Regions from separate parts of the Mus musculus genome. Here region 1 is linked to region 2. Evidence: chromatin loops called from intact Hi-C (ENCODE). Cell type or tissue: heart. All regions are shown on one strand. Links, peaks and the distances in the headings refer to the core of each region. The heading gives the core; the rest is flanking DNA.

Region 1 (15,095 bases), core at 2,633-10,632, 160 kb before region 2:
TGGAGGGAAACACGGTACTTAATTCACAAAAATGTAAAAGCGACAAAAACCCTCGTCTTACAATGTCACAGATTCTCTTCTCACAGTTCTCTCTCTGGAGCCTGAGATGGTTCTTAAGCCAGAACAAGCATTCAGGCGTCATTGGATGGTGAACTATTTGGATAACCTTTCTGCCTTACAGAGTCTAGCATGTAGCAGGCTGTGGAAGCACAACATTTGCAAGGGTGGAAGATCTGAGAGCTTGGATAACCGTTGTTAGCCATCGAGTTTCAGATACACAATGACCAAGAGAAACTGGGTGCAGAAAGGCTTTGTTTCAGCTTAAAGCTCTCAGAGCGCACTCCCCACTGGGGAAAGCCAGGGCAGGAAATGAGGCAGAGGAACACTGCCTACTGGTTTGCTCCTTGTGGCTTCCTCAAACTCTATTCTTCTACAAGTCAAGACCATCTGCTTAGGCGGGGTCCCGTCCACGGTAGGCTGCCTACCCCTCCCAATCAATGATCAAGGAAATTTCACTGAGGTTTGCCCACCAGCCAGTCTGGTAGGGGCATTCTTTCAGCTAAGGTTCCCTCCTTTCAGATGACTCTAGCTTGTGTCTTCAGGCTAGATGCAGATGTATATGAACAAGTGCAAGCACATACACATTAATTCTGAGGGCTTATTCCCAAGATCTCCTTCTAAATCCTTTTTTGAAGATTGGGGCCCAAGGAAATGAATTCTTGTCTAGCCATTTCCTCATTTCTCTCTCTGAGAGGATAAGCCGCATTGAGCAGAGCTATTGGATCCCGTCCCTTCACGTCCTCTGCCCTGGGCCCCCACCTCTCAGGCTGGCACACCATCAGACAGACTCATTCCCTCAAAGTCACAAAACTTGTCTTAAATTGGATTTGCTGGTGGCTTTGTGTTCTCCGTGTCCTCCCTCTTTTGTTTTTGATTTATCGTTTTAATCAGCTCGAGTCAATCATTCGCTTTCTGTCTCGCTCACCATAAACACAACCCCTTGCCAAAAAAATTATGACTGTATTAAATGATTTTATTACAGTAAACTGCAGATTGTACAGTGTAAACACAGGTGCCGCTCAAGTTCCACACCCTCCAGCTCTGTCCAGACTAGCTTGTTGAGGTGGAGGAGGGGAGGGAGCACGGCGGGGGGAGGGGAACCACCTCAGAGTGTCAGGAGGTCGCCCTGTCTGACCCTTAATCACAGAGATGAGGTCATTGAGTCTCTGGTGGTGATTCCATTGGTTTCAGGCCACATACATGACTGGTGACAGAGCCAGAGTCACCCCCTGAGTCACCTGAGGCTTAAGACCTTTGTGCTATATTACCTTTCATTTATCTCTTCCCTTTCCTAAACTTACTTAAGGGGAATTTCATTACAGAACAAATTGGGAGGAAGCTGAGTAGGGCAACTTGCAACTCAGTGAGTCTCAGTCTTTTTGTATTCATCCCAGGAGGGGGTGGAGATGGGGAGGTAACTATGCTACAGATGAAGAGCAGATAGATCTTCCTCCTCCTGAGCAGGGCATGGAAGACAGGAAACCCTCTCATTCTGTAAGGTGTTGTTCTGGGGACAGGAAGGAGGGAGTGCCTGAGAAGCAGACAGACCAGGGGAAAGGGTTGCTAGGGAATGGTCCTAGGGAAGCGCCCCAGGCCAGTGCCTGGTGACAGAGAGTGAGGGGTGTCCTGGGATATCCAGGCCTTTCTTGAAGGCTTTGAGGCCTGTGCTTCTGAAACATCTTGTCCAGTTACTGATGGAACCAGGGAGTTTGTTCTCCTGTGGCATAGTTACGGAGAAGAGTAAGAAACATCTGGGGGAGGGCTGGTAATTTCTCCAAGAGACTAACTCCAAATATGCTCTTTCCCTAATCACACGAGAGGTATTTTCTAAGTTGGCCATTCATGTATGGCAGGGACTCATTGAGAAGTGAGTTCTATTTGAAGTTGTCACTCATTCTTTATTGGTGTGGCAAAACATCTGAGGGGGACACGAGTCCATTTTGCCAGTTTTAGAGCTTTAGTCCGGGCTGTGAGTACCATGGCTTTTAGGCTGCGGTGAGGTAGAGCAGCATGGGAGAGGACATGCCATAGAGCTTAGCTGCTCATCTCATGGCAGCTTGGAAAGAGCTCCAAGAAGACAGAGAGACCAAAAAGAAGATACCTACCTTTCAGAGGCATACCTTCTGTGACCTGCTTCCTCCAGAAAGCCCTACCATCTATAGCCCACTCAGCACAGGCTGAGCTGTCACTGTGTCGAGAGCTCCTTAATGATCGAATCACCTTTTGGGTTGTCCAACTTCTGAATGATACTGCACGGGAGACTAAGCCTTTAAGACAGGAGCCTTTCGGAGGGCATTCCATATCCAAACCATGGATGACAGTGGACATCCACCATTGATGGCACCTATTTGCCAGCTCTTTAGGAAGCAACATGTGTGTGCATGCGCTTGCGCGTGCATGCAGGCACAAGCACATGCACACACACACACACACACACACACACACACGTGCACACACACACACGTGCACACACACAGGCATACACACACACACACACACACATACATACATACATACATACATACATACATACAGAGGCAATTGTTTTTTTCTTTTTTTTCTTTTTTGGTTGCACCTCAACCCCTGTAGCTAGCATATCCAATACTCAAAAACTAGCTCCCAAGGTTCCACTGACTTCCCCCAGTTCTAATTTCTCCTTCATTTGGGTAAGTTTGAGCCGCCTGGAGAAGCTGTTTCTGCCGAGCCGGGGCTGTGTGAGAGAGGCAGGAACACAGACCCATCTGTTGAAGATCGGAACATAAATAGCCCCCTTTAAAAATAAATCTCCACTTTTAACTCTGCAGATAAAAATATCCGAATAAAGGACAGCTCTTAATCTCTACCTTCTCCTCAGCTCGGTCGAGCGAGCATTTCTAAGTGGAGTCTTTTTCCCCTTCTCCTTTTACAGGTTTCATTTTGGCTTTGATTCTAGTGAGTTTACTGACATATTACTTCATTTTAACTATATGGCTTTCCTGTCTAGTGGGAGGCATATTTCTAAGTATCATATTTATCAAAAGAGCTGTGCAAAACAAGGGCCAGAATTACTCTTTTGATGGTTCCCCCTCTAACTACAACTACAATAAATTTTGTGAGAAAGAATGCTCAACTGGGGACCTTTTATGTTAAAGCTGAGAACCAGGGTTCAGACACTGTCACATTCAAACCTCCACCAGTTGGGCTGGGTTTTTTCCCCCTTCTTCTCCCCTCCCTGGACAGAAATCTCACATCTGGTCTCACTTGCAAGGCTGGTCCTGGGCTCCCAGGGGCTCTATATTTCCCCCCTATAACTTTAAATCAGAGGAGCATTTCAGTAAATCACAGGGACACTTATTTATTGGACATAGTTTGGGTCTCTTAAAGCATGGAGAATAAATTTAATGGAGCGTTCCGAGCGTTCTCCAATCTTTTGAGGGATTACTTGGGGAATTTGTCAACTGCACCAGGCCCAGCCGCCTGATCCAGAGAGATGGGAAGGAAATGATGGGAGAATCTTCTCAGAGGACCCAGGTGGATTCTAAATCACCCGAGGAAGATTAATACAAGAGGCCAGTTGCCAGCCAAGTTGATGGGCAGCATTGCCGTTTATTTAATAAACTATCATTTCAGCTGGAGGGCGACTTTAATCTGAATTACACTCTGTTCTTGTCACCCACGCTTGCCAAGTAATTTATGGAATACCATGGCATGTTCTTAACCTCGAGCAGCCGAGGAGAGAGAGGAGAAAATGGAGGCCGCGCTGAGAACAAAGAGAGATTGTACAAGGAAAGGAAGGAAGGAAGGAAGGGGACGGCCCTGGGAGGCTGTGAAAACCCGGGGTTGAAGGGATTGGCAGGGCGGGGAAGGACAGGCGGTTGGACGGCTGGGTGGGAATGGATGGAGATGGAGGAGTGGAGAGATGATTGGTAGAGAGTGGATGGTGGGGCGAGGATGTATGTAAAGGCTGTCTAGTTGGGTAGGAAGCTTCGATCCCTGGAGTCTTTCAGTGAGAAAAGGCTATTGGGTCCAGTCTTTCTTCCATTAGGAAAGTAGGTCAGGATGAGTGCGGTAGGCTTGAAGAGCCTAGGGTCCTACGTGGTAGTAGGAGCATTCTATAGAGGAGGAAGGAAGATGCAGTGTGTGTTGCTGATGGAGTTGCAGGGTGGGGTGGGGGCTGGGGACAAAGGCATCTTTATGTTTCAGAAGTGCTTTTATTTGGAGGCAGAGCAACAATGACACTTTGGTGAACACTCACAGTATTGGTTGTTAACAGTTGCCAAATCCGTGCCCTGAGACTGTGGGTCAGGAGATCTGATGTGTCCTTCTCCTAGTCTTGGTTAAGGGAGCAGGGAGACATTCATGGTTATAGGACATGATTCGCAAGGTGAGCCACGGTGTGAACAGAAGCCTAGAAGGATGAAGGTACCCGAGCCTTAGCTGGTCAGGGGCTTGGGGAACGCTCCTTTGGCCGTCAGGCCCTTCAGCTTGTCTCCCTGGTGACTGGAGAACAGGAGCTCTGCACATCATTTCTCAAGAGCATCTCAAGACCCCTCCCTCGATGCTTCGCCCTTTCCTCTTTCGCTCAGTGAAATCAGTCCTTGCCTTACACTTCCCGGATGGCCACGTTGAAAGCATAGTGAAGATGCAGGGTGCCTGCAGAAATGACAGAAGAGGCCAAGGGGAGTCGAGATGACTAGATGATGCTAGTCCCGAAGAACTCTGCATGATCTCTCCTTCACTAGATTCAAAGCTAGGTACAAATCGGTACCTAGGCTTTTGTGAAGGTGGGGATAGGCATGGATCTGGAAGAAACTGTAGGAAGAGGGCTTAATTGTTCCTAGTGTACTGAACTCTGGCCTTGCCATTCTTCCGGTGCTTGTGACCCTCATGACCTAGCTCCATCCGGCTCCGTCCCCTGTCTCCTCCTGGTCCTGTGCTCTGGCCTCCTTGCAGAGGCACAGGCACATGGGAATCAAGCTTCCCCCTTTACTGATTCATTTGATCCTGCATGCACTTCAAGGTCGAGAGCAAGCTTTGTTTTCTTAGAGAGCATCCCCGCTGGCTTCTGTTTTCTCTGACAGCTGTGGTCCCCGAACACTTACTTCCCATTCCTCCTCTTGGTTCCTTGATCCTCCATCTGTCCTAGCTCACTGGTAAATGGGGGACTTAGATGAATGAGCTCTAAGCTCTGCACAGTTCTAGGCTCCTACATCTATTTGCTCTACCTCCTCAGCTTGGCTGTGCATGCCTCCAGAGCAAGGGCAGCATCCTTCCCTCCTGTAGCATCCTACAATATTCTAGCGCAGGACTGGGGCCTGGCTGAGTATTCTCCAAGTGATTTGCATTACCTGGCTTCTAGATGTCCTTTTCTCTTAGTAGAGGAAGAGGTGGCTTAGATGCCCTGGAAGCCTTCTATTAAGCCTGCAATAAAACTGCTCTGCAATTAGCGGACATGTGTGGGAAGCTATGATATTTCTGCCTTCAGTGTGTTTAGTTGGTTTAGATAATTTGTTCAGGAAGCTTTCCCCAGCAAAGGAGGAAAGGGGATGCTTTTATTAAATGAATATCAGGGTACTCCCCTGTGTTTTGTATGTAGCTCATTAGACACAAGTGCCCTGGTGGTACCGACCCATAATCCCAGCTACTCAGAAGGCTGAGGCAGGAGAATCTTATTAGGTTCAAGTCTTATGAGGGGCTACGAGACAGGTTCAAAGCCAGCCGGGACAACTTAGTGAGACCAAAGTAAGAATGGGTGGGGATGGCATAGCGTAATAGCAAGTATATACCTCGCAAAAGGTGAGACTGTGGGTTCAGTCTTTAGGACAGCCAAGAAAGCAAGCTGCTCTCTCTGATTCCTATCTGAATCCCCACTTGCAAGGTTCCAGCAGGTCACTTGGTTTGTGACTCTTGTTTGCACATCTCTTAGACAGTGATCCCAATATATGCCCCGTCTCTCTCAGACGATTGCTGTGGGAATACAGAGACAGGAAAACAGGGGACAATGCTCTCTAAACTGGGACGTTAATAGCGGCTCAGACTTCTTAGCCTAAGAGGTCAAAAAAGTAAAATGTAAACAGGAACAGAAAAAGACGCATCGAGGGTTTTTTTTTGTCCCGCCGACTCACTAAGGGACAAAAACAAACTGCTTTTTTCTGGATGATACTCTGTGAAAATTGCTCCCATCCTCCCCTCCACCTCCCTCCACCCCCCCGAAAACATGGAAAGGAAAAAGTGGAGTGTGAAGGAACATTCTGGTATATTCTGAGAGTTGACTCTGGGAGGAGAGGAAAACATGAGCAAACAAAAGCTGTCACTCACTGGCAAGCTGCTTCCCCAGGGGAATTATCTTTATAAAGAAAAAGCAAAACCTCTGCTGCTGCCCGCAAGCTGGGAGCAGACAGCGTGGTGAATGGCCGCCTCTGGGCCGTGCCTCCCCACCCAGTCTTGGGTTCTACTATCTTGGAAGAGTTGGCTTGCTGTCTCCCGAGTGGAGAATGCCTCCCCATCCTTCGGTGTTCCCATGGTGATTTCTATAAACAGGCACGTCCAGGGGTGTCATAGCTCGCACCCAGATCTCCTAGAGCTGCACCTTCCCTCTGGCTGGCGGCCACACTCCAGAGTCTCCATGCCCAGCTCCAACTTGCTATGTGCACCCATCCATCACTCTCACAGTACCTTATCGACTTAGAGGGGCCCTGGAAGCTGGCAGTGAGAACTCCAGCCTTCTAGAAACCTGTTTGTGTGCAAACAGACAAAGGTCTCTCTCTCTCTCACCCTCCCCCACTCCCCGCCCCCACGCGCAAGCGCGCACGCACCATCCCGACTTTTCCAAGACGATGATTGAGTTTTTCCCCTCTTCTGCTTGATATTTCTGCCAAAGCAAGAAAAATCCTTGTTGAAGTCTAGCAGGAAATCCAATAAAAATTCTTCAAAAGATGGGCTTGACATTGAAAAACAGCAAAATTATAAAATAGGCCTTAGAAAAGAGAGAGGAGAGTTATTATATCTGGCACGGAGCAAAAAGCCCCGAGACCCCGTCCAAATGAGCCATCGTAGATTGAAAGTGTTTAGCTTCCCGTTGATTAAATATGGAGAAGGACCCAGGGCCTGCCAAGCCTCGGGGATCCAAAGTTTGTTTTCAGTCAGAATGTGTTTTCAGTCAATGGAAAAAATGGTCGGCCTGTGCCGGGCTATGTAACGGAGAAGCCCCAGGTTTGCAGTGAGTAATGGCTCTGAAGCAGAAAACCATGCGGGCTGTTAATCATCCCTCGCAGGGCCCTGTAATTTCACTCAGCGACTCAGTAGGCTTGGACCATGCTCCCCTTCCCCCCTCCATCTCCCTCAGCTCATTTTGCTCAAGGGAGAAAAGAGGAGCCCGTCTAGCGTTGGGTCCATGTTTTAGTTCTTAAACTCTTCTCTTCATCCCTCTGCCCGCAGCACCCCTTTGCCAGAGGCAGGATGCCAGCCTTCAGGATGAGGAACGGAGTACAGATGTATTTAAGTCTATGGGGCTTGTTCAGGGGAACTTTTCTTGTCCCACGGGCGCTCTGGAATCAAAGCCTGGGAAATCCCCCTCCGCCCCATCGCCTTCCCAAGGCCAGCTGTTTGTGGAATGTTCTTAGATGTTCTTGAGCAGGGTTGCCTTATTTCTGCTTTATAGTTTTTTTTTTTCTCTCCTTCCTCTTCCCCTTACTTTTTAGGCAAGGTCTTCCTTTGTAGTCCAGGTTGGACTCAAAGCTCCGTGCCACGCAACATTCTTGCCTGGGTTTACAATTTTCATTTCTCCTGGGCTCTTATGGATCTTACCCCATTCTCATTTCTGATGTCATTAAAGTCCTCCGCAGCTGGGGAGGCACAGGAAAACAAAGGGAGAGGGGGAAAGGACAAGAAAGTAGGGAGGGGATATGGGAGAGGGGAAGAGGAAGAGAGAGAGAGAGAGAGAGAGAGAGAGAGAGAGAGAGAGAGACTCTTGGAGATGGCTCCTGGCACAAGACAGGGATGGGATTTTGGTAGGCCAGACCTCCCTTCTTGTTAAATACTGCACCCCTCTATTTTCTGCTTTCTTGAACACACACCCTTTCTTTTCCAGTACCGTTTACCCAGTATAAGCAGAAACAGCGGCAAGAGGATGCTGTCACGGTTCGTGATTCTTGTTGTTTTCTAGTCTACTCCCTGGTGCAGGTTTCAGAACCTGCAGCATCACTGTTTAAAATGGCAGCAAGGGGCCAGAGAGGCTGTTCAAATGGTGGTCACTGTGAACTCCATCCGGGCACCAGGATTTGATTGCAGGAAGTCACTTCAACCAGGTTTTTATATTTTATTTATTTTTATTTTTTATTTTTTTGAGGGCTTGGCAAATAAATGGAAGTAAATAAATGGCTTTAAAGTTATGGCATGGGGATGCTTGGTGGTTTAGCGGAGACAGATCCTTCTGCAAGGAGAGCGAGAGCACAGTCAGCAAATACCCCAAGTAACCAATGACAATAAGCGCTGAGGAGGAGGCGTCAGCTCCAGGGATCTGGCCTGCCCTAAAGAGACAGCTAGAGAAGCTCTGGGCAAGGGTGGAGCTAAATAGAAAGCTGTGGGCAGGATGGTAGTGGGGAAGCATGCTTGTATGCCATCATTTGGGGGAAGCATCGCTGTAAGGAAGTAAAGTCTAGTCGGATTGGTCCTTGTGTATAACCTCTGCCTTCACAAAGCTATCCTCTCCAGTCATATCCTTTGCAGAGTAGTTACAATGTAACAACGCTGGGCGGAGAACGTTCCCATTACCCAACTCAAACCTCTCCATATGATTCTATTTGGCAAGATGAGGAAACCCAGCAGCGACTCAAGCATCGGCATTTCAAATCGTGGAGGCTGCTGACCAGAGGGCCCCGTGGGTAGCAGCAGGACCCAGGTTGAGCAGGGGGGGTCAGTGGCAGGTCACTGTCATCATCAATCATGCAGGAGCCTTTTGTCTGCAGGGGCAGGGTCTGAGCTAGGCATGGAGCAGAGCAGGTGAACCAACAGTTTAAAGGATTCACTGGTGACGAGAGGGTGGGCGGTAGGCAGGAGCTCTTGGGGTGTGGAATCTGCGCAGGGAAGGAATGCGCTATCCCACAGTCCACAGGCAGCAGTGCAGGCTTGCAGGTCACAAGCTGCGCCTTCCCAGTGCTCAGGTGTTCTTGACACTGAGTTCTTAGGCACGTCTCCATCTCCTTTTTCTTTTCTCTTCTTTTCTTTTCTTTTCTTTTCTTTTCTTTTCTTTTCTTTTCCTTTCCTTTCCTTTCCTTTCCTTTTTTTTTTTTTTTTTTGAGACAGGGTTTCTCTGTGTAGCCCCCAGCTGTCCTGGAACTCACTTTGTAGACCAGGCTGGCCTTGAACTCATCTCCTTTTTCAATATCCCTTTCACCACAACACTAACAAACTTAGAAGGAACTAAGAAACACATTGTTGCACTCAATTCAGAGAAACTTAAAGTCTAAAGGGAAAGAATATATTCAGGGGGACCACACACACATACACACACATACACACACACACACACACACACACACACACACACACACACACTTGCACACTGTGTTGTGTTAGTAATCTCATGTGTTCACAGAGGCTGGCTGTGGATGGAGCTCAAGATGGAGTCCTTCACCAGAGCAAGAACCAGCAGCGCAATGAAGTGAAGTAGCTCGCTTTGGCTCCATGGCGGGAGGCAGATGGGGCCAGAATTCTGCCTCAGGCTGCTAGGTTCTATGACCACCGGGGCCCACGGCAGTGTCTAGCTTGTGTAGAAGCAGTGAGGTCGTTGATGTGTTCTTGAGTGGAAGGAAAGGCTTAGGTGAGCAGGCAGAAGCAGACTGTAGCAGGGAGAGGGCGGAGCCAAGCCAGGCCAGGAGGGGTGTGGGGAGGAAAGCATTGGGGAGGCTGGAAAGTGTAAAGGATTTGTGTAGGGGTGGGGTGGGAGGGAGCTTTCAGAGGTGGGTGGGCCTGGTACCTGTTGCACGGGAATGACTGAGCTTTATTTTAGTAGAGGAGGAGGTGGTGAGGGAGGCCTGGAAAGAGAGGAAGAAATTTGGTGTGTTCCTTATGAGGAGGAGGTGAAGTTATCTGGGCACTCAGCTGGAGCTGGCAAAACCTAAGGAACCAAGTGCCAAGAGGGCTTTCACTGCAGGCCTGGTTCTGCCTGAGGCATCTGGGCCAAGGTCACCAAGCTAAGTCATGTCTCGGATTCCAGCGACCTTGCTCTTTAAATAAAGGGATTAGGCCAGATAATCCCCTGACTATAAAATTCTGCATGTGGTGGGAGCTGAAGAATGGGGTGGGGGGGGGGTAACCAAGGACGGGTGGTGGTGGTGGTGGTGGTGGTGTGAAGAACCCAGAAGCAATGGGAACCTGGAGTTAGAATGGAGAACAGGAAGGAAGCTTAAAAAAAAAATAACCACCACTAACTACCAACAAAAAACCAAAGCCTTCCCTCTCGATTTGTTTTGCTAGGTGGAAACCAAGGCACAGACAGGCTAAGCTTCCCAGGTCATACAGCACCCCACTGGGAGGTCCACCATCCAGGCTCTGGCCTTTAGCCTGCTAGAGTCACCTAGGCCTCATCCCCTCAGAGAGGAACCCGTGGGGGAGACTTAGCCCAGAGCTGGGTGGAAGAGGAGTGCGTAAGCAGTGCCCATTTCACCGCATAGGCTGAGTAATGGCCCCCACAGGTGGCTGGCCACAGTGCAGAGCTACTGCCCCGGTTGGTTCCACTCTTTGCCCTGTCAAGCAGTGATTACCAATGCTCGTCTTAAAATGGTAGGCTAGACTCTGCCTGTGCCAGGGGTGGTGTTGGTGGTGGCTGTCGTGGCGGTGGTAGTGGTGGCAGTGGCAGTGAGGCCCTGACATCCTGAAAGCCATCTACAGAGGAAATTGAAGACTAGGTGGGACTGAAGCAAATGCCCTCTGTGGTGGCAAATCCTCCGGGGCATGTGCGCCTTTGTTGCTTTTGTAGGCCCAGAGCCCTGCTCCTTATACTCCCTGTGACTGGCATGAAAGGAGTGGGTAGTTGGCCTGCAGCTTGGGCGTGGCTCGGTGGGTGGAGGTGGCCTGGCTGAGTGCTGCTTGGGTTGTGACACTTCTGTGAACCTCACTCCCTCTGGGCTCCTATTAGCATGCTACTCCAAGGGAGGCTGGTAAAAGTTAACTGGCCTTCCTGCCTTTAGCAGGCCAGGGGTGGGTCAGGGAAAGGTCACTGAAACCTGCAGGATTGATGGTCCAGGAAAACGTCTCTACCCCGTTTCTTCCAGGGTGAGAACTGGAACCTATTCCCAAAGGGATCCCTTTCAGGGGTCTTGTTTCTGCGGGCCAGCTCTTCTCCAGCCTCTGGGTCCACATCTGGGGATGGGAAAGTATATAGCAAGAGCCAGTGGGCAGACTCTGAAGGGATGACAGGCCGTGGAATTTGGGGGCCCTGGCCAGGTGTGACCCCAGCCTCTGACCCCTGGTGGCCTGGAGGGTAAAGAGGTGGGAGGTGGCGGTTGGGAGGAGGTTGCTGGCTAACATTTACCAGGATCTTTGAAGCTGTAAATGCTTCCCCCAGCCCCTGCTGGGATCGATGGGGTCAGAGTTCACTGGCACTGGCATGGTTGCCTGACTCTTGAGTGGGCTGGGAGTCTTGCAGGCAGATGGGGTAGGGACCCATGTGATGATGGGACATTCTCTAGAGGTGGAAGGCTCATGGGAAAATGATATTTTTGGTGCTGTGGCTTGGATCATGCCCAGCGACTTGGAGGCTTTGGGAGGGGCTGATAGAGGTTGTTTTTGTCAAACGCTCTCGTGTCTCTTGGGTAGGTTTCCCAGGTTGTGTTTGGTCACACTAAGATCAGCTACTGAAAAATGAAGGAGATTGAAAGTCTGCCTCTGGCAGGTTTTAGTTGACATGTCCTGGACTGCCCAAGGTTTCAGGTCCCACTCAATGCTCTTTCTTGCCTGGAACCCCCCCACCCCCACCCCAGTCCTATTTCTTCTGCATGCCTGGGTCTTCCCCTTCTCAGCACGAACCCTATTTACCCATTATGTCACCTCTTACAGGAAGCTTTCTTGGAACGGCTTTTGCTCCTGCTCAGTGTCAGCTCGTTCATTAACCCACTCAGCTAATATTGATAACCGTGGGGGCAGCACCTGTTCTTCTGGGAACGTGTCACTGCATGTAAAGGCAGCCCCAAGTCCTTCCTTCAGGAAGCCTATATTCTCCAAGGCAATAATAGCTAACATTTATATAGCTCTGCTTGGTTTTATATATATATATATACACACACACACATATATATTAATGTGTTTAATCTGTAGCCCACCTCTATGAGGTAGAAATAGCCTCCACATTACATGATGGCCATTTATTATAATTTGGCCACAGATCCATGAGAGAGGTAATATTTTTCTCCTTTTCCCAATGTAAAAAACAAACAAACAAACAAAACCAAGACTGACAGGGGTCAAGATCACAGAGCCAGTAAGCAGTCGTTTGAAGCTGCTGAGCCCCAGCCTGGCCAAGTACAAGTTGCTTTCTTATAATAATACTGATGTTCGTTTCTGTTTAGCATTTTCTTATTTATTTATTTTTTCCACATCATCTCCATCATCCTAGAACCTTCCCCCAAGGTAGTGACCTTGGCTTGTTGATGCCTATTCTTTGAACACCCACCATATTGGGCAATTTAATTGGCATCCAATGAATATGGCCCTGTTGATTGGTTGCCTGTTGTAGCAGATGGTGAGAAGAATGCAGGAGTGGATACATTTTTTTTCTTTTTGTCTACTTATTTTTTTAAAGGTTTATTTATTTATTATATGTAAGTACACTGTAGCTGTCTTCAGACACACCAGAAGAGGGTGTCAGATCTCATTATGGATGGTTGTGAGCCACCATGTGGTTGCTGGGATTTGAACTCGAGACCTTTGGAAGAGCAGTCAGTGCTCTTAACTGCTGAGCCATCTCTCCAGCCCCCTTGTCTACTTATTTAAACAATTAAAAATCACACTTACTTATGCACGAGAGCCCTTGCATGGGGGTCAGAGAACAACTTGCAAGAGTTGGCTTAAGCCTCTCATTAGGTGAGTATCAGAGACAGAGCTAGCTCATCAGACGTGGTGGCAAGTGCCTTTACCAGCTGAGCTATCTCACTGGTCTTAGTTTGAATTTTATTCATCTATTTGTGGTGTGTGTGTGTGTGTGCATATGGCATGCGTATGTGTGGTTGTTGGAGAACAACTTGCTAGAGTTCTCTCCATCTACTCTGTGGATCCCAGGGATCAAACTCGGGTCTTCAGGCTGGGTGGCTAGTACCTTTATCCACAGAGCAATCTTGCTGGCCCAGCAGCTGATATTTATCTGTTAGTCTCAAAGCTGGGTCTTGCTAACCATGATCAGTTTTAGTCTTTACAGCTGTTACAGAAACTAGCCTTCAGCAAGCAGACAGCGAGTACATGATCAGGCTAAGATTTGAACTATAGCTTTCTCTGAGTAAAAATTCTGTGTCCCCTCCCCCAACCCTTTCTTTACCACCACAGGCTTATTTCTGGGAAGGTGGCCTCGGTGGAAAGTCCTAGGGTGAAGCTGCTTGGATGCTTGCTCTTCCATCCCTACCTGGCTCAGGGAGACAGGAACTGGGTGGTCCTTGGTAGACGGAAAGGCATCTTGGGAAGTAGAGGCTTTCTGGCTGCAAGTATAACCTGTTGAGATGTCTGAAGTGGTTAAAGGGAAGTGGATCACATTATAGGTGTTTGGTTTTACCGTTACTGCTGAACTGGTAACAGCCTGTTCCAGGGCAACAACTGGATTCAGGAGGAGCTGGCAAATGCCACGGGCAAATGCCACGAAGGATTATGGCAGAGTGGATGGTAGTCTTAAGGCCTGAGGCAGAGACAGAGGGTTCCTTTTTTTACGTATATTTCATTCCTTTGTTCTGACATCTGCTTCCCTTCTCCATTTCTTTCAGGCAAGAGAGAAGAACACAGTAGGGTTTCCTGATCCATTCATGTCTCAGTGGGTCCAGTAGACTGGGCAACTGGGGGACATATGAAGAAATGGGGTACACGAGGGTGTGTGGATGAAAGCAAAACACCCCCAAAACCAAACCAAAACCCCAAAACCAAACCAACTAACCAACCAACCAAACAACCTCCCTCCCCCGAACCCAATGTCTTGAACCTCCAGGTCCCCACTCTGACCAGCAGGGCTTTTAGGGCCCTACCTCTCCCATTGGATAGCATGCCAAGTCCTCAAGCCCTTTGGCTAATCTCCTATTTTCTTTACTTAGAGTCAACATTCAAGCATACTGCACCCGAATGGACTAAGCTTACTGAAGTCACCCGCAGGTAACTTGATAGACGGCTGAGACAGCGCCCATGGTGGGAATTAGGCAGTGCCTGAGCCAAAGAGACATGGGGAAATGACCTTGAGTGAATGTGGCACGCAGGTGGCCTTGTTTCACAAGAGGATATCACCTGCTCTGCATCTGCCATGCAGACTGAAGGCTCTGTGCGTCTAGTGTCTGTAGGGTTGATGGTGATAGAGGCTGGGACCATGTGTCAGCAGCCAGGCCTCAGGCAGAAAGGCAGAACCTCTGGTCCTGCTCTGGCTAACTGGCAGCAGATAGGGCAGTTGACAGAAGAGAAGGGAGTGGGTCCCATTGTTCTCAGGTGTCTCCAGCCCTCCACCCTAGCTGCAAAAGATTATTCCAGCAAATGATCTGATCTCTTCTTAGGGTCAAGGGTCACAGTTGAGAGTGGCATTGTCAGACAGGTGTCGTAGGAGCCCTATGCTGACGCCTGCCAGTTCCAGAAGGCGACACTGCTCTGTACAGGGGCCAGTGGCAAAGGAGAAACTTAGAGGTCTTTTGATTTGATGAGCATTGTTAGCTCTGACTTCAGATAAGCAGAGCAAACAAGCCACAGCCCAAGTGGGAACTGGTTCTGCCCCTTTGCTTTGCTTTTCTAAGTCACGAAAGCCAAGCTCCTAAAGCCTGAATACCTCCTACTTTCTGATGGTTGGTTCCATTGTGTTGGTTTTTTTTTTTTTTTTTTTTTTT
Region 2 (15,095 bases), core at 4,466-12,465:
GGACAATGTACTAAACCTCTGAGACTGTAAGCAAGCCCACATGAAATGCTTCTCTTTATAAGAGTTACTGTGGTCATGGTGTCTCCTCACAGCAACAGAACAATGACTAAGACACATGCTAGTCAAAGCTCAGCCTTTGTTTGGGGCTGCTTCAAAGAAACTACGTGACTGTGATATTCTTATAAGGCTCAATGGATCTGCCAATCACTGTAAGACCTATACTGTTCCTAAATTAATTAGTGTTTTGACTAATCACTCTGATTATTTAAGATCAAAACACCCTCAAGAAAAACACATATAAATAAGTTTTTTTAATGATTCAAGTAGAAGAAATATGCATATAATCCAGAAGTTACTAGAAATGAGATTTATTTTAGGGGCGGGGACTAAAACCCACAGAAGCACATTTGAGAACCATCTAAATGTTTAATAATAGGTAATGTGCTATGATAATTTTAACAGACAACTCAGACGATTATGCAGTTATTACAAATAATAAATGCTGGCACTAGGCAGCAAAATCCATTTCTCTTGAACAATATGTATGAACACCTGGTAAGTGCCAGGCATCATAACCATTGATATGGATGAACCAAAGATGAAGGCGCTTATGTCTATAATCCCCTGGAGGAGACAGCCTTATAAACATGAGAAAGGGTTTACAAATTATATATGAAATTAGAACAGCAAATTTTTATGTATACAAATTTTTCTATAATGAACATGTGTTATACGTGTAATAAAAGTAGTAAATTCTTGTAATACAGTTTTTACAACTATGCAAAATATATAGTTATTGGAAGAGAACATGGCGAAAATAGTCGTATTAGGGAAATCCCACTGTTATGGCTCATTGTATGTCAACTTGGCCAGGCCGTAGTACCTAGCAATTTGGTTAAACACTAACCTAGGTGTTGCTGCACCAGTATTTTGTAGATGTGGTTATCACCTATAATCATTTAGCCTAATGTGAAAGTTGTACTCTGTCATGTGAATGGACCACAGAGAAAACAGTGAGGGTTCCTAGAAAATCGAAGTTCTGTCTCAAGACAGCAGGAGCACTTTCTACCCAAGTCCCCTGCTGCCTGCTTAGGGTTTTAGATGATCCATTTATCCTTCTCAGTAGTTTGAGCCAATTCAATAACCCCCCCTCTCTATCTATCTATCTATCTATCTATCTATCTATCTATCTATCTATCTATCTATCTATCTATCTACCTATCTATCTATCTTCCCTTAGTGGTCCTGTTTCTCTGCAAAACTTTGACTGATACCTCAAGTCCTATAGTTTGGATCTGAAATGTCCCTGAAAGGGCCATGTAGTTAAAACTTGATTCCTAGACTGGAACAGTTGGGAGGAGATGGAACTTCTTATCACTGGGGCCTTGTGGGAAGAAATAGATATGTGGGAGAATGTTCCTATAATTTGGGGATCCTGGGATATTTCTCTCTGTCTCTCTCCCTTCCTGATGAGCAGGGTAGTTTATTTTGCCAAGCATTCCCCACCATGTTGTACTGTGTGTCACTGTAGGCCTAGAGGTGACAGGGCCCAGCAACCATCAATAGAAACCACTGAAAGCATAACTGGCAAGAAACAAACCTTTTCCTTCATTAAATTGATAATTTTAGGTGTTTTGTTACTGTGCTGGCTAGTGCTATGTCGACTCGACACTAGCTAGAGCCATCTGGAAAGGGGGAACCTCAGGAATATGCCTGAACCTTACTAGCCTGTGGGTCAATCTGTGTATTTTCTTGATTGATGACCAGTGTGGATGGGTTGGTGGCCCTGGGTGCTATAGGAAAGTAGGCTGAGCAAACCATGATGAGAAAGCCAATAAATCGTGTGCCTCCATAGCCTCTGCTTCAGTTCCTGCCTCCAGATTCCTACCTTGAGCTTCTGTCCCTGTCTGACTTTCTTGGGTGATAGACTACAAGCTATAAGATGAAATAAACCTTTCCTACCCACGTTGCTTTTGGTCATGCTTTACCTCAACAATAGAAACCCTGACTTTCATAAAGACAATTTTCTGGTTCAGAAGAGTTTGAAGGCTTTGTGTCCTAATTATTGGGCCTAATCATTGAGAGGTGAGCAAGTGATGAAGGCTCTAATCCATAGAGGGGACAAATTAATGATAAATGGATAATTTGATAGTATTATTGGGGAATTACAGAAAAGTCCAGAGGCATGACTCATTTGGAGGAAGTGGGTCATGTCTTGGGACCTGTGTATATCCATTTCTTTCTCTGCTCTGCTCTCTGCTTCCTGGCTGTCATGAGATGAGCTCCTCCTGTCCTCTGTCACAATGCCCTTGCCTCATATCAGGTCCAAAACAATGGGGTAGCCATGGACTGCAAGCATGTGTCAAACACTGTTCCTTCTTTGGGTGGCTCATGTTTGTCCCAGAGATGAGAGGTGACCAACAGAGATGACTTTCAGACCACTACCCATATCTTTTAAAGATTGTCTTTAACTTAATGTTGGGATAATCATATAGAATTCCTTTCTAGGCTCTTCTGTGTTTCCTGTGATGAGGTTGCTCTGAGCATCTTAGCCTCTCATGCCTTCTCCCTACCATTGGTTCTGAGTGGTATGAAGGTTGTCCATAACGGTGGAAGCTTATGACAGGGAACATCGAGTGTTAGCTGGTGTGTTGTTTCTTTGCCTTCAAACCTGGGTTAGAACAACTCCAGAAGCTACTCTCAGTCACAAGTTCTATGGATTCCTGGAATCCTTTACTCTTTGTTAGATACCAAAGAGCTGTGCTCCTATCAAGAGGCACAAGAATCCTGGGGGCCTGGGTAACATGCTCCTTTTGTCTTTCTTTAAGTCCTTCCCCTACCCCTAAAGGGGACTTGTGACTGAAGCCTCACTGTCCCATTGCCCAGGCCAAAGGCTATATTTCTTGAGTCATAGTACTTCAGGTGAGCACTGGCTTAAGCAGCACAATGTGACTGCATCCTGACTCAGTGTTCTCAGATATACAACGGGAGGTAGGGGGAACTAGTCAACTGGACGTTCAGGATCGTTCTAAGGCTGTCCTGTCTAAAACATAAGGTTTCTAGTACACAGTAGACAATCCTACAGAAGGCAATCACTATTGCCAGTCTTCGGAAAAGTCTTTTGACCTATGTCATCCATCTTGAGACTTAGAGACAGGGACGAGGCTGGGAAAGAGCACCAAGTTCTCAGAAGGAGCAGATTTTTTTTATTCACGTAATAATGCCACTTCATTAGGAAGAATGACATATTAATCAAGTCTGCAAATAAGTAGAGGTCACTTACCACCATGCAGAAAATGTGGATTTGTATCTAGCCAAGAGCTTTTTCCAGAAGAAATGCAGGCAGTCAGTGGCACCTTCCTTCTACCTCAGCTCAACACTTTATTATTACATGAGTCGGTGGAACAACACTCATTTTCCAATCACATCCTTCCAGGCCCAAGACCTCAACTCGAGTCAGCTTCCATATACCTTATGTGGATTATCCATTTGATGAAGCATCTGCCAAGAAAGTTTTAATCTCCACCAAGTGTTCTAGCATCCCCCCTCGCTTCTCCTCCTCCTAGCCCTCAGCTGATGTGTGCTTAGGAAATGCAAACTAATTTTAAAATTCGCTGGAGCAAAACATGATTAGAATGGTTAAGTCTGCTGCCAAAAATAAAATCAGCTAATGCATTCCATATATTTAGATTTCCGAAATTAAGTTGAAATCATGCTTAGTTCATCCAAAGTTTGGGTTGAGACATATCACCCCAGATCGCTGCTAGAGGACCCTAATTTTTTTTCCTTTCTGGCAGTCATAAATTTGATCGTCTTGTAAATGGAACCACAGTTCTCGTGTCCCAGGGCAGTGTTTTTGCTCTGTCATCCTGCTGAACATGGGGTCATATACCCTGTTCACTTCAGAGAGGAAAACTCTATAGTACAGAGGAGAAGCAAGAGGCAGAGGACACTTCTGGCTCTATCTAAACTACAGCTTTCCTGCTTTTTTATCTCCTTCTTCTCAGCAGCACTAGATGCAGGAATCCATCTGAGGGATGCATCCCCTGCCTCAGGTGTTAGCACTGACAATGCTAGGCTCATTGCTGCCCTTCACAAACTCACAGGTTTTTGTTTGAGCAGGGGAGACAAGGTTAGTATCATAATACAACATACATTACAGAATACAATTAGTTGTTAAATGCTGTTTTATAGATTATTTAAGAGAAACCCAAGGGAGAGATAATTAGCAAAGGCTGGAGCAATTTCCAGGAGGCACCCAAGACAGGCAGTGTTGATCCTGGGAAAGAGAGAGAGAACATTTGGGGTAAAGGGACATTGAGAATATAGGCCCATCCAAGGCATGGTTGTGTGATGCAAAAGAAATCAGTTTGGGTGGAAGAGAAGAATGGTGCTAAGGACTTGTAGGAAACAGAGGTGCTCCAAGACTAAGCTACAAGAAACAGAAAATAGAGAGGTTGCTTGAAGAACAAAATGTGTGGCCGGTGCAGTAGCTCAGTGTGAAGAGTGACTATTGCTCTTGCAGAGGTCTGCGTCTGGTTCCTGGCACCCACCAGGGATGGCTCCCAATTGCCTGTACCTCTAGCGCTGGTTGATCCGACGACCTCTTCTGGCTTCCACAGGCATCTGCATTCATGTGCACACAGCCCACGTAGGCACATCATTTAAAAAAATCGTAAAAACCAAAGCAATGAAGGGTGGTTTATTTGAAAGACCCAAGGTGGGTCCTAAGAACAGGAGTGTATGGAAGACTGCATCGGGGCCCAGGAAGTCCTTATTGCATCTTTTGTCTTCAGTCTTTCACATCTGCCTCTGCCATAGCATCCCCGTTTTGTGTTCTTACAGCATTTTGTAGCCATCTCATGTCTTGAATTCGCTCATTCTCTTTCCTGCCCATTAGCTGCTTTTCTCCCTCTGTTTCGTATTACCAGTAGAAAAAAAATCCTGATGAGCACATGTCCGGTCCCATCAATTACCAACTAAGGCCACAAAGTACAGCCCAGACTACAAACACAGGTGTCATGCCCTTCTTGGGTGAGAGGGCAGATGGCACCCTAGAGGGGTGAGATGGGAAGCAGTGGGTGAGTAGGTAAGAATATGTAGGTCAGGGCTGCTCTTTGGTCCTTCTAGTATCGGATGAAGATACTTCAATTGTCTGGAATACGGTTACCTCATTTGCAGCAAATTCTGAACAATCTAGGTTTTTCCATCAGAAAGACTGGATTGTGGTCACTCATTGTGCTTTGACTATTTTCCCATCACATTTCTAGTTATGCTCATAGAATCAGCAATGCTTCTGGTCTCTGTGATTGAAGAACCTTCCTGTTGTAGGGATTTCTCCTTGGGTTGACTCCCTATCTGGTACCCTGAGTGCCAGGAGGTGGGAAAGTGAGACAGGCTCTGTAGTAGGCCAATGGGTATCCACAGTCTAGAGCAGGAGAGATTTTTCAATTCATCTTTTGCATGCATGGTATCTGTCAAGTATGTGATATTTAATGAAAGCCTTTTGAGCAGAATAAATAAAGTCAGTTTACAGATGTAAGCAATTCACAGCCAAGGAGCAGCTCAAAGAGACTTTAGCTTTATTATAAATAAGAGAAATAATCATAACAATATGTTTCTCCTTGCTCAGACATTCCTATGACACCGTTTCTTCTGTTCCTGCCAGCGGTGTCTCCGGGGACTTTGATGACCTCACCTCTTGTTTAGTTTTGTGGTGCACCTCAAACAATAGCTTGCAACCTTATTTATGTCCCCTGCTTACAAGGCAGGCTTGGGTCAGTCAACCCAGGTGCTGCTGATCTTTGGTAAAGGCAAGAAGCTGGCTCCAGTCACCAGAGAGAAAACCCGGACTTCTTCCACAGTGGTGTGGTAAGGGTAGAAGGGAGATGGTCACCTTCTTCCTGCTAGCCCCAGGCTCAGCCCACTAGGCAGGGCTGGAGGCTAATGCCAATCTGGAAGGTGGCCCACCCCTGCGAACTAGAAGGCAACAAATGAGACGAAATGAAAAATATAATGATGCATATTATATTAATCATCCTCCCTTTTTCTGACACAATAAATCTTCTCTTTAAACTCGTGGTAGCGATTGCAACATCTTCCTCTCTCCTCGAAACAGCACAGATTAAGATGAAGTGATAGTGCTGTGTCAAAAGAGAGCTTTACTGCCACACTTGGGATACAAAGAGAGAGGTTAATTTATCATCGCTGGGGAGAGCTGACAGGAGAGAGATATACAACCGAAAGGGGATTTAGCACAGGGCCAAGAAACTTCACACTATTTTTACCATCTGTCACATGCTCTAATAAAGCAGGGCAAAATATGAAGAAAGGAAAAATGAACTATCAAACACTGATGTAATGCAGCCCATAAATCTAATTTAATTACTTTGCATGGAGACAGGTCCTCGAGTCTGTGTGAATATACTGGATTTTCTTGGCAACTTAACAACTAAGTGTTTTAATAACATCACACTATAATTTATTCTGCTTGAAACACAAAACCCCTTTTGTGAGAGTTTCATTTTTGAGAACTGTTAATTTTTTCGGCTAATGTCAAAACTGGCATAAATTCACATGTGAACTTGAAGCCTGACTGTGAAAAAGGCTTAGGTTACCGCATGCCTTTTTATTGTTCCACACGTCCCCTGCTTCTGCATGCATTAGAAATAATTGGTCTTTGTTGATGACTTAGGTGAGGAGAGTCGTCTTGCAATTAGATTTTAATATAATGACAAAGGGTGTGTGAGGGGGGAATCTTTGTAAAATAAAAGGAGCTAAGAAAACCCAGTGAGTAGAGGCCCTGTTCTCCAGTGAAAAAGAAAAAAAAATTCAGTGCATGATACTCTTAGAAGCAGAAGTAGGCTGTGCCCAGAATCATGAGAATCCCACACAGGACAATGTAAGATCTCAGGGCTGACCAAGACACTGGGGCTGCAGGTCTGCCCTAGAGGGAGCCAGTGGGAGCAGAAAATAAATAAAAAAATACAATTAATATTCATCATGTGTCCTCCCGAATTTGGATGCAGTTACAGAAATTATTGTTAATAATGAAAGCCATATATCAAAGGCTATAAAACTCATCTGGGCTAGGACACTATTTTTTTAGGCTCTGTTCTGAACCATTAAAGATGACATATTGCATTTGTGCGCCTCTGTGTATAATAAGATACATTTAGGTCTGATTCTAACCTAAACTGGCAATTTTGGTATTGAACTTGAGTCCTTAAATGGGGGCTGTGACATTCCAGTCCAGAGGAGGTCAGCAGAACCCATCCATTCTCCCATGACCTCACTCAAACAGGGCAGGATGGATGGGTAATTAATTTGTTAGATCATCAGTGATTCATGTTGGAAAAATACAACACAGAGGCTCTTGACAAATTCAATTGAAATACAGTGGGGGAAAAGGATACGCATCCCCCCCCCCCCCGTAAAACCTCAAACCTTAAGCGTAGAGCAAGACAGACTGTGCAGTTCATTTATCTATTCCTTCAGGATACTTACTTTATAGAAAGCCCTGTAGGGTATATACGGGGAGCACACGCAGTCTGGTAACAGAGATACAGGGATTTGGACACTCCCAGAGCTTAGAAGCCATCTGTGGAGTTTGTGGAGGAACAGGGCTGGAGGTGTTTGGTCGTGATACCTGATCTGGATAAAAACAAGTGCCTGAATTGGAAGATTCTAACAAGTCTAAGTCCCATCAGGAACTTGACCACAATGTCTATACTGTTGACTCTTTGCTCACTGCCACCAGCGATGTGGTGTATGCTAAAAGTCCCAAGCTGTTCAAAGACCCAGAAGCCTGGAAGCTGAGAGGTTACGGGGTTTTGTTTTGTTTTGTTTTGTTTTGTTTTGTTTTGTTTTGTTTTGTTTAGAGAAGTAGTTTCAAATATATTTCTCCTGGTGCTTGTTTCTGAAAGTTCAGACTCCCCAGATCAGACCTGGAAAACACTCAATTCCTGTGGTTTCTCGTTCTGTTGAATTTGTGTGGGAGAAAAATGTACAGCCTTGAACTCTGAATGAAGCCCAGTGTGGAAGCAGTGGTTTTCAGTGGTGCCATTTCCAAAGCTCTCATTGCTGTTTCTAAAGACTTCCCACGTATTCTGTTACTGACCCGCAGCTTGGAATAGTGAACATTAAAAATTAAAAAAAAAAAAATCCAGGCTGCCAGTATTTACTTATGAAATGACTGGGGAGAGCCTGGCAAACCGGCTGCCTGGAAATTAGTGCACAAATTGAAAGTTTGAAGGCTTTTTGTTCCTGGCATTTTGACTTCCTCATCTGAAAAATGGGGATATTAATACCTACCTCCTGGAGTTGTTGTGAAGATTAAGTGCCGCTATGTATGTAGAGCATGGAGCACAGGAAAGGGATGGCTGCAATTATTATTTTATTATAATTATTTAGATTTCATACCCTCCTCTTCCCCTGTCTTCCTAACTTCCCCATTTCTCTCAGTGACTCTCCTCCACTCCTCCCCTCCCCCTACTCTTCCCCCTCCTCCCACTCCTCCCCTCCTCCCACTCCTCCCTTTTCCCCTCACTCCTCTCCTTCCACTCCTCCCCTCCCTTCTCCCCCTCCTCTCCCTCCTTTCCATCCCCTTCCCCCACTCCTCTTTCCCCTCACTTCTCTTTCCCACTCCTCCCCTTTCCCCCCCTTTCCTCCCCCTCCCCCATTCCTCCCCTCCTCCCCATCTCCTTCCCCCACTCCTCCCTTTCTTTCTATGTATCCCCCAACTCTTCTACCCTCACTACCTTCCCCCTCCTCATTGCTCTCCCCCAAGCTGATTTCCTCACAGATTCTTAGGAATCTGCTTCATTCAGTCCTCCCCTCTCCTCACTCTTCCCCAGATCCCCTTATTCCTCCCTCCTCCTTTTCCAAGTTTCTCCTCCCTCCATATACAGGAATCCTCTTCCCTCAGCCTCCCCCTTCTGGCCCAGCAGCAGAATGCAACCAAGCCACTTTCAAAAATAGAAAACAAGAAAACAAAAAAGCCATCTTCAAAAGAGGAAATACAAACAAACACCAAAACAACCAATGCCATACATGCCCAAAGATGACTTAGGCTATTGTTCAGAGATGGCCCTTCCTTGGGAAGCACTTAGCAGAAATAAAAGGAGTACCACACTGCTCTGGGGTGTGAACGCAGATGCAAAGGAATTTGAATTCCCCAAAGCAGAAGAGGAATGCTTTTACAATCAAAGAGCACAAGGAGTAGGAAGCTTACCAGGAATGAAAAAAGCCAGCAAAATTGATTGTGTGGTCTCCCTTAATCCATAGCTATTAGCCCAGGTGCCCATATGAGGTGAACTTTGACCTCTCATAGAAAACACTTGTGCTTGAACTCTTGGTGCTAACCCTGCCACTTGGCACCTTTGTTTTAGCTTACTAGTAAGGATGGCATCATTTATATGAGCAGATGACAAGGGCACTCTAGACCTAAGTTGCAAGTGTCCCAGCACCTTGTGACATGGGCAGAAAGGAGATAGAAGAGACACAAAAGGCCAGCACACTCCTCTGGAAGGTGTGGGGTTTTCAGGAAACACCTTCAAATGTGCACTGGCCCCAGATGCCTCCCCCGACTCCCCAGTGGTGTTCAGACATATTGAGTCTTCTTGGTTCATCTTTGCATTCTCCTCACTTGCTTGCTAATGTGTCACTATTGAGGAACACTCCAGGGCCACCATCGATGGTTCTTGCTACTTCATTGAATCCTCATAGAAAACCTTTAGAGTAGGTTTCTCCTCTCGTACATTTCACCAATGAAGGAACTGCAGCAGCCCAGAGTGGCAGGTGATGACCTAAGCCTACCTAGCTCACAAGTGGCCAGCCTCTTCTATCTGTCCCAGTGGCTATAATCATGACCACCATCTGAGGACAGGCGACATCTACCAGGCAGGGCACACCGTTAAAGTGTATCATCTCAAGCCAGTCTTGACACCCTGACTCTAAGAGACAGGTATTGCTTTCGTTTTACACAGAAGCTCAGAGAGATACTTAAACAGGCGGTAACTGTTGGCTATGATGTGGAATTAGATGGGCCTGGCCTCCACTCATGTTCTGTTGCTTCTGTTAAATCTCTAAAACAGAGGCTCAGCAGAAACCTGCCACTCATTTCACTTGACAGCTTCTGCCCTAGTAAGTGATGGTCCGGGACCTCTCTACTCCCTGAACAGAATGAAGGGCTTATTTCTACTGCTACAGTGGTGGAGTCTGAACATAGAGATGGTTTTGCCACCCAATTAGGCATGGAGCCAAACCTCAACTAACCTCATCACTGTGGATGGGAGTGACTGATAAACACAGGGATATCTCATTTTAATAGAACCCCAAAGCCAAAGCAACCTGGAATTAGAGAAGACCTTGGGGAAGGTATATTTATGGGTTTATATTGAATGTCTGTCTGTTTGTCTGTCTGTCTGTCTGTCTGTCTCTGTGTGTCTGTCTCTGTGTCTGTTTTTCCTAGTCTCTCTCTCTCTGTCTCTTTCTGTCTCTCTCTCTCTCTCTCTCTGTCTCTCTCTCTGTGTCCATCTCTAAGACAAGGTTTCACTATTATAGCCTGAGTTGGCTTTGAGCTAAGTATCTTCCTACATCAGACTCCCGAGTGCTAGGATTGCAGGTATGTGTAACCATGCCCAGCTCTGAGCAACTGTTCTAGTATCTTCAGAACCAGGGTCAACAAATGTTTTCTGTAAATTCTGTAAATGGTGAAAGAGAAAGAGAGAGAGAGAGAGAGAGAGAGAGAGAGAGAGAGAGAGAGAGAGAGAGAGAACTTTATGCCTTTGTGGTCTGACAGTCTCTGCCACAGGTACTCAGGTATGGTGTGATTGTGTGTTAGCAACCACAGCCAATTCCTGCATATGCCAGCCAGGCTATATTCTAATGAATCTTTATTTCCGATTGCTGAAGTGTGAACTTCACGTCATTTTCATGTGTCACAAAGGTCATTCTTCTTTTGATTTCCCCAACTACTTAAAAATGTAAAAACTATTTTTAGCTCACAGGCCACATAAAAATCCACAGTAGGCTGGATCTGCTTTAGGGACAGAGTTGATACACTTTGGCTTAAAACATTCAATTATGTGTCAGTCATTAGAAAATCTACTGTATAAATCAAAACACAAAATAGTAATCTATGTTTTGTGGGGGAAGGAGGGCCCCAGTGATTGAGATCTCCAAATACATTTTGTACCCTGCACGAAGAAAGAAACATTCTGTGTTGAGGGTAGCTACTAGACCACAGGGAAACTAGACCAAGGGCCTACAGGTAGATTTCTGGCCATTTGAGCAATGTTGATCTTTTTCTGCCTTTCTTCTTTGGGATGTTTTTTCTGATATGATCCTTGCTCTACAAGGTGCTGGCTGCCTGATCTTCTGACTGGTTGCAATCTTCTCACAACAAGCCCTCTGTTCTCCTACAGAGACCCCATCCTGACTCTCAGTGGCTTCCTCTGCCTATGTCATCCAAAACTGGAAAAAGAAAATCTTGTCATTTCTGAAAGTCCCTAAGGCTGCGACCCTTTATTACAGTTCCTCACATTTCTGTGACCTTCAACCATAAAATTATTTCCTTGCTTCTTCGTAACTGTCATTTTGCTATTGTTATGAACAATGTAAATATCTGATATGCAGGGTATCTGATATAAGACCTCTGTGGAAGGGTTGTCTGACCCCAAAGGGTCTCAAACCACAGGTTGGGAAATGCCACCCTAAGTAGTTCTTGGGGGACCTGAAGGAGATCTTCAAGGCCCATCAATGTAAGATACTCAAATGTCTGAAGGAACCAGTTATTTTTTAATACATCATTTTTGTTAATTCTTTGACAATTCCATACAATATTCTTTGATCATCTTCCCATGCCCTCCTCTAGCTCCTCCCAGATACACCTTCTCAGGCCCTTATCCTCTCCTGACTTCCTGTCTTCCATTCACTGGAGCATGGCTAGCCACCAGGGCCTCACTCTGAAAGAAAACTGGCTCTCCTTCTCCTAGAAGCCATCAAGTGTTAATACCTGCTTTGGGTGGGGCCTCACAGACCCCTCCTTCCTACCTCTGTGCTCGGATGTTGACTAGCTTGACTTTGTGTAGGCAACCACAACAGCCCTGAGTTCATGAGTGCAGACGTTGTATTGGGTCTAAAACTCTCTTTCTAGTGTTCTCCACCCCGTGGCTTCTGCACGTTTCCACTCCTCTTTTGAACTGGCTCCAGAGCCTTGATACAGGCTCTGTTTCAGGATCTATGGGGGTGATACAGACTGAGTTCACCACACTGATCCTCATACTCACGGAGTCCCTGCAATTGGGTCAGCTGTAAGTTTCTGTGTTGACCACTGTCCACTTCATAAGGAAACTTCTCTGATCTCGAAAGTAACCTATTGGTATAGTCACAAATTTCAAGGGCAGTCTAATGCTATGTCCACTTAGTAGAATAACAGACTGATGCTATGAGTCTACCCATGGGACCTATGAGACCCCCAATTATGTGTCCTTGGCCAGATGTACCATACCAGGTATGCATCTCTTTTGGTGGATAAAGCCTTAAATTCAACCAGAAAGTGGTTGGTTACACCCATAAAATCCATGCTACTACTCTATGGAAATTCCCGTTATTGTTTTACTTCACAGGGTTCATAAGCAGATAAGAGGTGAGCCCCTTTTTCCATCAGCAGACTGCATAGAACCCTCTAGTGCTATGAAAGCTAGCCAAGAGATAGAAGGGCTTTCTGCACAGTACCAACTTGGTTTCCTCATTCACGTCCTGTGACCAAAGCCTGTGGTGACTTCAGCAAGAGGCTCTTACCATCAAGTTCTGGTAGGTGACAAAGTAAAGTGGAAATGGCCTGTATTGTTGTGGCGGGTCTCAGGGTTGCCCCTGACAAATGACTTGAGGGGCAGTATCCCACACCTGACACTGTGGCTTCTGAGAGGAGCAGAGAGAAACCAAGTGGGTACTGTTCAAGAAGCTTCCTCCAGTTGGCTTGCTATATAGGCTGCACTAGGGTAACTCCATTTAAACACACACACACACACACACACACACACACAGAGAGAGAGAGAGAGAGAGAGAGAGAGAGAGAGAGAGAGAGAGAGAGAGAGGGAGGGAGGGAGAGAGAGAGAGGGCACAAGATGCTTTGGAGCCAGGTCTTGAGATGGTTTAAAGAAAAGGCAAAGATGCCATCGATTTAACAGAAATTAATTTCTTAATAGTTTTGGAACCTGGATGCACAAGAGCAAGGCTCTGGAAAAATCTGTTTTCTTGAGGGACATCTTCCAGCTACCTTATCGTTGTGTACCCACATAGGAGAGCGAGAGAGCACTCTGGTGTCTCTGAGGAGACGTCGAATATGTTCACACCAGCCTTCACTCTCACAATCTCATTTTTCTTTAATTACTTCTGTAGAGACACCATCTCTTAACACAGCCACACTGGAGACTTCAAGTGTTAGCTTGTTAGGGGTCTCAAGCATCCAGTTTATATGGTTGTGAGATCACAGCCCTTCTGAGGGACCCCATGCCATTTCCGTCTCCTCCTCCTGTGGCAGAGTCTGGTTTCTCCAGCTGTGATTGTCTTGTTTGAGTGACACGTCTTTCGTCTGCTCATCTCCTCCCATATTGGTCTCTGTCTGTCTTGCCCTTACACACCTTACTCCTCTCTTGCCTTTCTTTTGAGACCATTTTTGTTACTCTTTAAAAAATAGGAAGGAGAGAGCTTTTGGGGTGTGTGGTATCCCTGGCATGGGTTTCCCCTTGACCTTTTATATGTGGAAGCTGAGCTGAAAATACTGAGACATTGAACCCAGGCATAACCTTAGGAGCCCTGGTGTCCTGAAGAGCTGCCCTGGGTTTCTCTGAAGATTGCCTCCCGCCCTTACCTGTGTGCCTTCCCCTCCAATCAAAGGCTCTCTAGCTCATCAGATGTAGGTAGAAGGGACCTTCTGGTCTGCTTTCCTGGGAATCCTGTCTCTGTTGTAGAGTGCCCACTCTGGTCTTCTACAATAAAATCATTTTGAAATCTTAATTGCAACCCCACACAAACCAGAGCAGGGACTGGCCAGGGGACTCACAGCAAGTAAAAACTGGGGGTTGTGACTTGAGCTCCTTTGTCTTTTTGGTTCTGCCCTGTCTCAACCCTTAGGTGGGTCACGTTGAGGGGCAGGCAGGTGTGGCCTTGGTGCAATAGGACCCATTGGCAAGAGTTTCTAGTCAAAGGACACACAGGCATTTAGGGTCCTCTATGTGGAGGAAGATATACCAGGGTCCACTGTATACACACACAAAATCCAAGCCCCTGAATGCGTGGGGGATGGGATACGTCACACAACTAGATTCTGGCTCTCTGTGAGTCATGTATGAAGTATTGAAGCTAGAAGTATGAAAGAAAGATTTCCTTACCACAGGCCCTTCTCTCTCTGGGTATCCAGGGTCTGCTTGCTACTGTTCTTTTCCCCACTGCGAGACTTCTGGAAAATGAACTCTTTGAAGCTGTCTCATCTATAGGAAGGTAAAATCCTGTGTTGTATGTCTTAAGAGATGGCTGAGGGTCCTTGAGTCTGTTAGCCATTGTCCTCAAAGTGCTGTACCACAGCAAGTACCCATAATGAGTGAAAAGAGCAACCATCCCTTCTCACTGCCTTGCAGATCAATCAGATGGTTTGGGCTGTGGGTAAGCTGACCCAACTTCGGGTTTTGTGGGTCTCCTCCTGGGACCAGTGGACTAAAGTACAAAAATCACAAGTGGAAACAAATTGTCCAATCTAGATCAAAGCAGATTGCATGTCCAAGTCAAGAGTCAATAGGATCCACCCAAAGTAGGGAGCCCTCTTACCAGCTATGAGGCAAAAAACCACGGCGAGAAGGAGAAGATGGATTGTAACACAGTGCTGAACTACTCAACACCTCCTGGTAGTTAGCCAGCAGACCAGAAGGGGAGGAGTTGGCTCAGGCCAGGCTTGTTCTGCAAGGGAAGTTGGGCTACAAGAGGCAGGCAAAGAGTACACTCTACTCTTCCCATCCCAGAGTCCTCTGTCCTCGTCCACACTTGCTTCCAGCTTGGTCAGACCGAGTGTCTACAGAAATGCTTCCTGTGCCCAG

Evidence for each region. Hi-C counts contacts between places; a loop is a spot of excess contacts. Peaks named below come from ENCODE experiments on the same cell type or tissue, not always from the same donor. Only the 100,000 strongest peaks of a DNase experiment are listed, where the experiment ranks them.
Region 1: a loop joins it to region 2, with 2.2 times the contacts of the local background. A loop is called at or near these places in 2 of 42 quality-filtered maps.

The regions. Positions count from the first base shown.
Region 1 is chr8:26,840,766-26,855,860 of GRCm38, reverse strand. No RefSeq gene overlaps it. Among named protein-coding and RNA genes, the nearest start is that of 2310008N11Rik, 24 kb to the right of the region's middle. In heart, for the core only: no CTCF peak of the experiment used is centred there; DNase peaks (open chromatin) are centred at 6,600, 6,810, 7,530, 10,170 and 1 weaker place; H3K27ac peaks cover 2,272 bases; H3K27me3 peaks cover 1,024 bases.
Region 2 is chr8:26,681,141-26,696,235 of GRCm38, reverse strand. The region is part of intron 2 of Gm32098 (a long non-coding RNA gene); the gene reads left to right. Among named protein-coding and RNA genes, the nearest start is that of Gm32098, 9.9 kb to the left of the region's middle. In heart, for the core only: CTCF peaks have their summits at 6,951 and 8,942 (motif pointing left); no DNase peak of the experiment used is centred there; H3K27me3 peaks cover 185 bases.